Linked DNA regions of Homo sapiens: region 2 is linked to region 1. A link is a contact called in ENCODE Hi-C or POLR2A ChIA-PET data. All regions are on one chromosome and are shown on one strand. The core of a region is the stretch at or near the end of the contact, and the rest is flanking DNA. Distances in the headings are between cores, read along the strand shown.

Region 1 (2,724 bases), core at 124-2,623:
CCCATACTCCACTCCCCACTCACTGGATTCTCGTTATACCTTCCAGCATTGGTTTCTTTAGAAATTTTTCGAGTTGTTCTAATATAAGGAAGCAAAGAGCCAGGGGTCCAGGACCTGTGTCCTGGACACAGGACATCTTTGCTTGGCTGCCAACTTGCAGGTGACCTTGGAAGAGTCATTTCATCTCTTTGGCTTTCAGTTTCCTCATCTGTAAAAAAAAGAAGTAGTTGAAATAGTAGTCTGTATACCCCTTCTATGTATAACACTCCACATTCCCTTAATATATTCAGGATATTTTTAAAGAACTTGCTAACCTTTCCATGAAAGACAAAATAAAAGTCCACTATTTAGAGCTAGTGATATTTTTATAAGACCTAGGAGAATTCTCCTAACAGTAAACAAACTAATGGCTTTAGTTTCCCTATCATTTTGCTAATGCTGTGAGCAAACCACCCAGTTTTAAACAATAGAAATTTATTTTCTTATGATCCTGGAGGCTAGAAGCCCAAGATCAAGATGTCACCTGGGTTGGTTTCTTTTGAGGCCTCTCCTTTTGTTTTGTAGATGGCCGTCTTTTCCTCTGTCTTCGGATGGTTTTCCCTCTGTTGTGCCTGTTTGTGTCTCAATCCTCACTTTTATTTTTAAGATGGAGTCTTGCTGTCGCCCAGGCTAGAGTACAGTGGCACGGTCTTGGCTTACTGCAATCTCTGCCTCCCGGGTTCAAGTGATTCTCCTGCCTTAGCCTCCCAAGTAGCTGGGATTACAGGCTCCCGCCACCGCACCCAGCTAATTTTTTTTTTATTTTATTTTTAGTAGAGACGGTGTTTCACCATGTTGGCCAGGCTGGTCTCGAACCCCTGGCCTCAAGTGATCCACCCACCTCGGCCTCCCAAAGTGCTGGGATTACAAGCATGAGCCACCATGCCTGTCCTCAATCCTCACTTCTTATAAGGACACCAGTCAAATTAGATTAGCGGTCACCCTAATGGTCTCATTTTAAGTTAATTAGATCTTCAAAGACTGTATCATGAAATAATACAGTCATATTCTGAGTTACTGGGGAGTTAGGACTGTAGCGTATAAACTTGGAGGGATGACGAGACTCAATTCAGCCCATAATAGTCAGTCTCCAAGCCAGTGCATCTTTAGGAGTATGGTAAACATCTTATACCTCAGCTATCTTGGGTGAAGCCCCAAATTAGATGAACAAAGGATTCAATGAACTCTTAAAGACCTCATCAGTTCTAGGTATTTGTGATACTATATAAAGTTCTTCAAACCCAACACCCGATCACCAGGAACATAAACCAAGGAGGGGTACAAAGAGCAAGTCTGCAGGAAAATAAAATAAAAGGGCAAATTGTTTGTACTTTGGGGAAAGCAAAGATGGAAAAGAACTTTGAAGCATTTACATTTAGAGCAGTTCCATTACATCATAAGGGCAGAAGTATTTTATCACACAGCTATTATTGTTTGATCTGTGCCAGTAGGTGAACTTTTAGAGAGCATAGGAGTCCATTTCACATAAATCGCACTTTTAGCAAATGCAGAAGCAGGATCCTGCTGAGGACAAAGGAAAAATTCATGATGCAATTCCCACTTATCCTCATGGGTGCCTTTTTACCACTAAGAATGAGGAAGAAGAATTCCTTTCCAACACCACTGTAAAAAGAATACTTACAAATTACTCTTCCTCATTGTTTGGACAGTAAAAGCAAGTAATGAGTCTCACACCACATATCTCGGGTTTTTATAGCCTCGGTAACCTATCTGTCTCCTCAGGTATGTTCTCAGTGGCACAGATAACTGAAAAGAGAATAAATGCATAGGTTCTTGTGCTCAGGCCTGCCTCCAGGCCATTGCTCCCTGTGGCTTCTCAGGGCCCACAATACACTGCTGGGCATCATCTCTGTTTTCCCAGTGGGAAAAGAGGTACATGATATTCATTGTGTATTTCTCCTACACTCTGCAGCCAACCATCCTCATCTGTAGAACGTTACACTTCTCTCTCAAGGAACCCCTACTGCCTATGAAATCACATTTGTTTAATAACTAAAATTCAGATTTAAACACACACAAACATATACACACACAAAGAAAATAGTTTGGATGCCATCTTAGACATTAGCCTATTTATATGTCATAAACTGTCTGTGTCTCAATCCTTGCTTCTTATAAGGACACCAGTCAAATTCTGGAAACCACTGCCCAACCACACTTTTAACTCATTCTAGTGAGATATCACCCACTCTCTACTAGTTTCTTATCACTGTTGTAACAAGTTACCACAGAGTTAGTTGCTTATACAGCATAAATATATTACCTTATAGTTCTGCAGGTCAGAAGTTCAATGCGGGTCTCACTGGTCTAAAATCAGGTGTTGGCAGAGTTTGGGGAGAATCTCTGCCTTTTTCAGCTTCTAGAAACTGTCCATATTTCTTGGTTCACACCCCACCCCTTTCTCCGTTTTCAAAGACAGATAGGTTGCATCTCTCTGACACTTTTTCCATTGTCATGTCTCCCTCTGACTCTCTGATTTTCTCTGTCACTTTTAAGGACCCTTGTAATTAGATTGGGACCACCTGTATAATCCAGGATAATCTTTCCATCTCAAGGTCTTTAACCTTCATAACATCTGCAAAGTCCCTCTTGCCATGTAAGGTAACATATTCAAAGGTTCTGGGGATTGGTACATGAACATCTTTGGAGGGCCATATTCTGCCT
Region 2 (2,935 bases), core at 276-2,775, 52 kb before region 1:
CAAGATGTTTTTGGATTGTCTAAAACAGGGTTAATTATTTCAGCTAATGAGTGGATTATTTATTATAATTATTTATGCACTGCCAGGGGAACATGAGGTGCTTTCCACACAGGCTTAAGTTGCCAAGGAACACAGTTGACCCTTGAGAAATTAAATAACTGGAGGCCAGTTTTATACTGATACACATATGCATTATTGATGCAGGCTTTTATGAGACAGTCTAGAAATGTCTTGTGCCCTTTGAGTTGATCATGAAAATCAGGCAAGCCTATCTTGAAACTTTTGTGGGCATGTATTCAACCTTCTTCATAATCTATATTTAATTTCCTTGACAGTCATCTTTCCTCAGATTTTGCTTTTAATCCTTGCTATAAGAACCACTACTCATCAAAATGTCCATTTTCATAAGAGGTGGGAGGAAGGCTTCCTAGAGGGGAGTGTCTGCTTTGAAGGAGGAAGCAGAGGGTTAGAGAAATCAAAATATCAATTATCTGTAAGGTCGGCTGCTGCAGAGCAAAGCTATAAAACCGAGAGAGTTTACTGCAAAAGGGTGCCCCCTGCTGGGGACTCTTTGAACTGCACGGTCATCCGTTCTGAAGATTTAGCTCAGCTCAGCCCAGAAACCTAATGCAGCTGCTGGAGAGGGGCCTCCTTCCCCCAGCACACAACTCGTGGTCCCAGACATCTCTCCCAGATGTTTCTTTATGACCCGTCAAAATGTTTGCTAAATATCATCTGTTAATTTCCCAAACATCCTGGCTCTAGTTCTTTTATGTGTAACCTGATTCAAGATCTTAAAATAGCTGACAGCAAAATAAAATATAAAATAAAACATGAAGGTGCATTTGTCCTGAAACATCAACAAAGTGTGCTGTTCAGTAGGATTCCAATCTCAAAGGACATTTATTCATCACGATGGCAGACTGGTCAGGTGTTTGGCGATCATCCCTAGTCTTCAGCTTTTTAATCATGAGATTTTAAAAAATGTCACCATCTGTAGGGAGAGCTATTGGTCTCAACCTCAGTTTGTTGTGGTGGCAGTCACTCTCCACCCTCAGCAAGTACCTCACAGCAGGACTTTGGTGCAATTGTTAAGGAGGTAGCATTGCTGCTGTCAGCCTCTCTTCGTGGATGAGGTCTGGCAATTTCTCCTCTGAGGCTGGTACCAGGCTCCATTTGATGAAAGAATTCACATTCCTCCTAAGGACTGTTTGGATTGTAAGACGGGATTCGTGGATGGAAAAGTGCTTACTGCAAAAGGAGTTTCTAGTGATGAAATACTTTCATCTGGAGAAATGGAAATGGTGGAGCCCACCCATCAAATCACACACCAGGGTTCCTCTACCCCTCAGTGGATAGAGGATCAGTTGCCATGGCAACCAAACCTTCAGCAGTTGCCCTCCAGACAGTGTAGGCTGGTTCTGGCAGGAGGGCTGACGTCAGGAGGTGGGAGGAAGTGGGGAGGAAGTCCACCCTTGAGGCCAGGCTGCTCAGGCCCTTAACACACCCACAAGTCCCCTGGATAGAGGGAAGTAGGTCCAGCTGCAGCTCTGCTCCAGGAAGCTGGGAGCCTGCAGCTGGTCTGGGAACCTTTTGTGCTAAGGGAGGTCTGTGAAGACAAGCAGTCACTGATTATAGGATATTTCATCAGAGCAGCTGCAATTGATCAGCTCCTGAATCAGTGCCTCTCAGAAGGTCCACCCTTAGAAACTTCCCAAGCTGCGTGCGTCACACATTATCTGAAAGGCTCTACTACTGTCACAGTTGTTTTAAAGGGAAAGGCAACCTTAAACAAAAATTTTCCCCTAAGCAGCTGTTAGGATAGGTAACTGATTCTCTGTGTTCCGTAGACTAGCAGCATCATGTCACCTGGGAAACTGATGGAAATGTGCCCCATCCCAGACATACTGAGGAAGAAACTTTAGTATACGGCCCAGGAATCTGTGTTTGTACAAGCTCTCTGGGTTATTCTGATACACACTACAGTTTGAGTACCAAGGAAATGGGTAATAAGTACATAATTTCATTAATACAGGAATATATAATGGAAACGAGTTGGGTGGGGGGGAGGTGAAATGGTGAACCAAACCCTCTCTAACTAAGATGAGGCCACATGTAGGTTCTTCATGCACAGAACCTATTGGTTTCCTCTTCTTCTGGAACCTAGCCCATCTTTAGTGTCCTGTTGAGTCTGGACAGATAGCAGTACTGTCCCCATCTTTGACATCATTCTTATGGAAGACACCAATGTATTCAATGATGATCAGCTTTCTAGTGGAGTTTCCAATAGCCCATTGCAGGGAAACACAGGGACTGCCAAATTGCTCGAGAGCTTTCTAAAGCCATTCACAAGGTATCTCAAACCAGCTACATAAAGGAAAACTTTGGCTTCAGTAACTGTGATAGGCTTCAGAAGATAGTTGTAGGATGAGTGATCACAATGAACTATTATTAAGAGGCTGACAATTTTTTCACAGGGCACTGTGGTGTTTAGAAGGTTGTTTTGATCCTTATCTTTTTAGCCATTCGAAAAGTGCTTGGCCCAGGTCACTCTTAAAAAGGAGGACCTGAGTAACAGCTGCCCTTGATGGAGGGCTTACTATCTACTAAACCAGCACAACAATCCAACTTCTCACTCAGTTCTCACCACATCCCTATAAAGTAGGTGCTTTTAATTTCCCCTATTGAGCAGTGAAAGAAAATGAGCCAGATGAGAAGTAACTTGCCCAAATTCCCAAAGCAAATAAGGGGCCACTCCAGGATTAGAACCCTGAGTAGTCTGACTCCAGAGACCATGGAATTAACCACAACCTCCCTGAAGCCCTAGACCAAAGGCCACCTGCTTTCCAGATCTCTGTAGAAACCACCTCTTCCTCTGTATACCACTCCTAATATTGCCACTGATAATTTGCAGAATTTTACATTGATGATCTCA

Evidence for each region. A loop is a pair of places that touch in the nucleus more often than their neighbours do. ChIA-PET counts read pairs that join two places held with the same protein, here RNA polymerase II (POLR2A). Pooled maps may share reads with other maps.
Region 2: a loop to region 1 is called in a pooled map, with 2.3 times the contacts of the local background. The contact joins the enhancer-like site here to the promoter of NRAL in region 1. A Hi-C loop is called at or near these places in 4 of 168 maps with a recorded cell type or tissue (endothelial cell of hepatic sinusoid, endothelial cell of umbilical vein, heart right ventricle and 1 more), 1 of 37 single-sample maps with no recorded cell type and 10 of 50 pooled maps. POLR2A ChIA-PET finds 5 or more read pairs at or near these places in 4 of 52 experiments (MCF 10A, PC-3, SK-N-SH and 1 more).

What each region holds. Positions count from the first base shown.
Region 1 is chr2:176,506,329-176,509,052 of GRCh38, forward strand. It overlaps NRAL (NRF2 regulation associated lncRNA), which reads right to left and starts at 1,374. Exons shown (of 2, transcript NR_186236.1): 1 at 1,172-1,374; 2 at 1-208.
Region 2 is chr2:176,454,551-176,457,485 of GRCh38, forward strand. No RefSeq gene overlaps it. Among named protein-coding and RNA genes, the nearest start is that of NRAL, 52 kb to the right of the region's middle. RefSeq lists silencers at 391-685, 602-651. Within about 2 kb of position 1,526, at least 9 of the 41 ENCODE cell types and tissues checked have a DNase peak (open chromatin) inside an H3K27ac peak, as active enhancers do; they include heart right ventricle and sigmoid colon, where a contact is called at or near this core.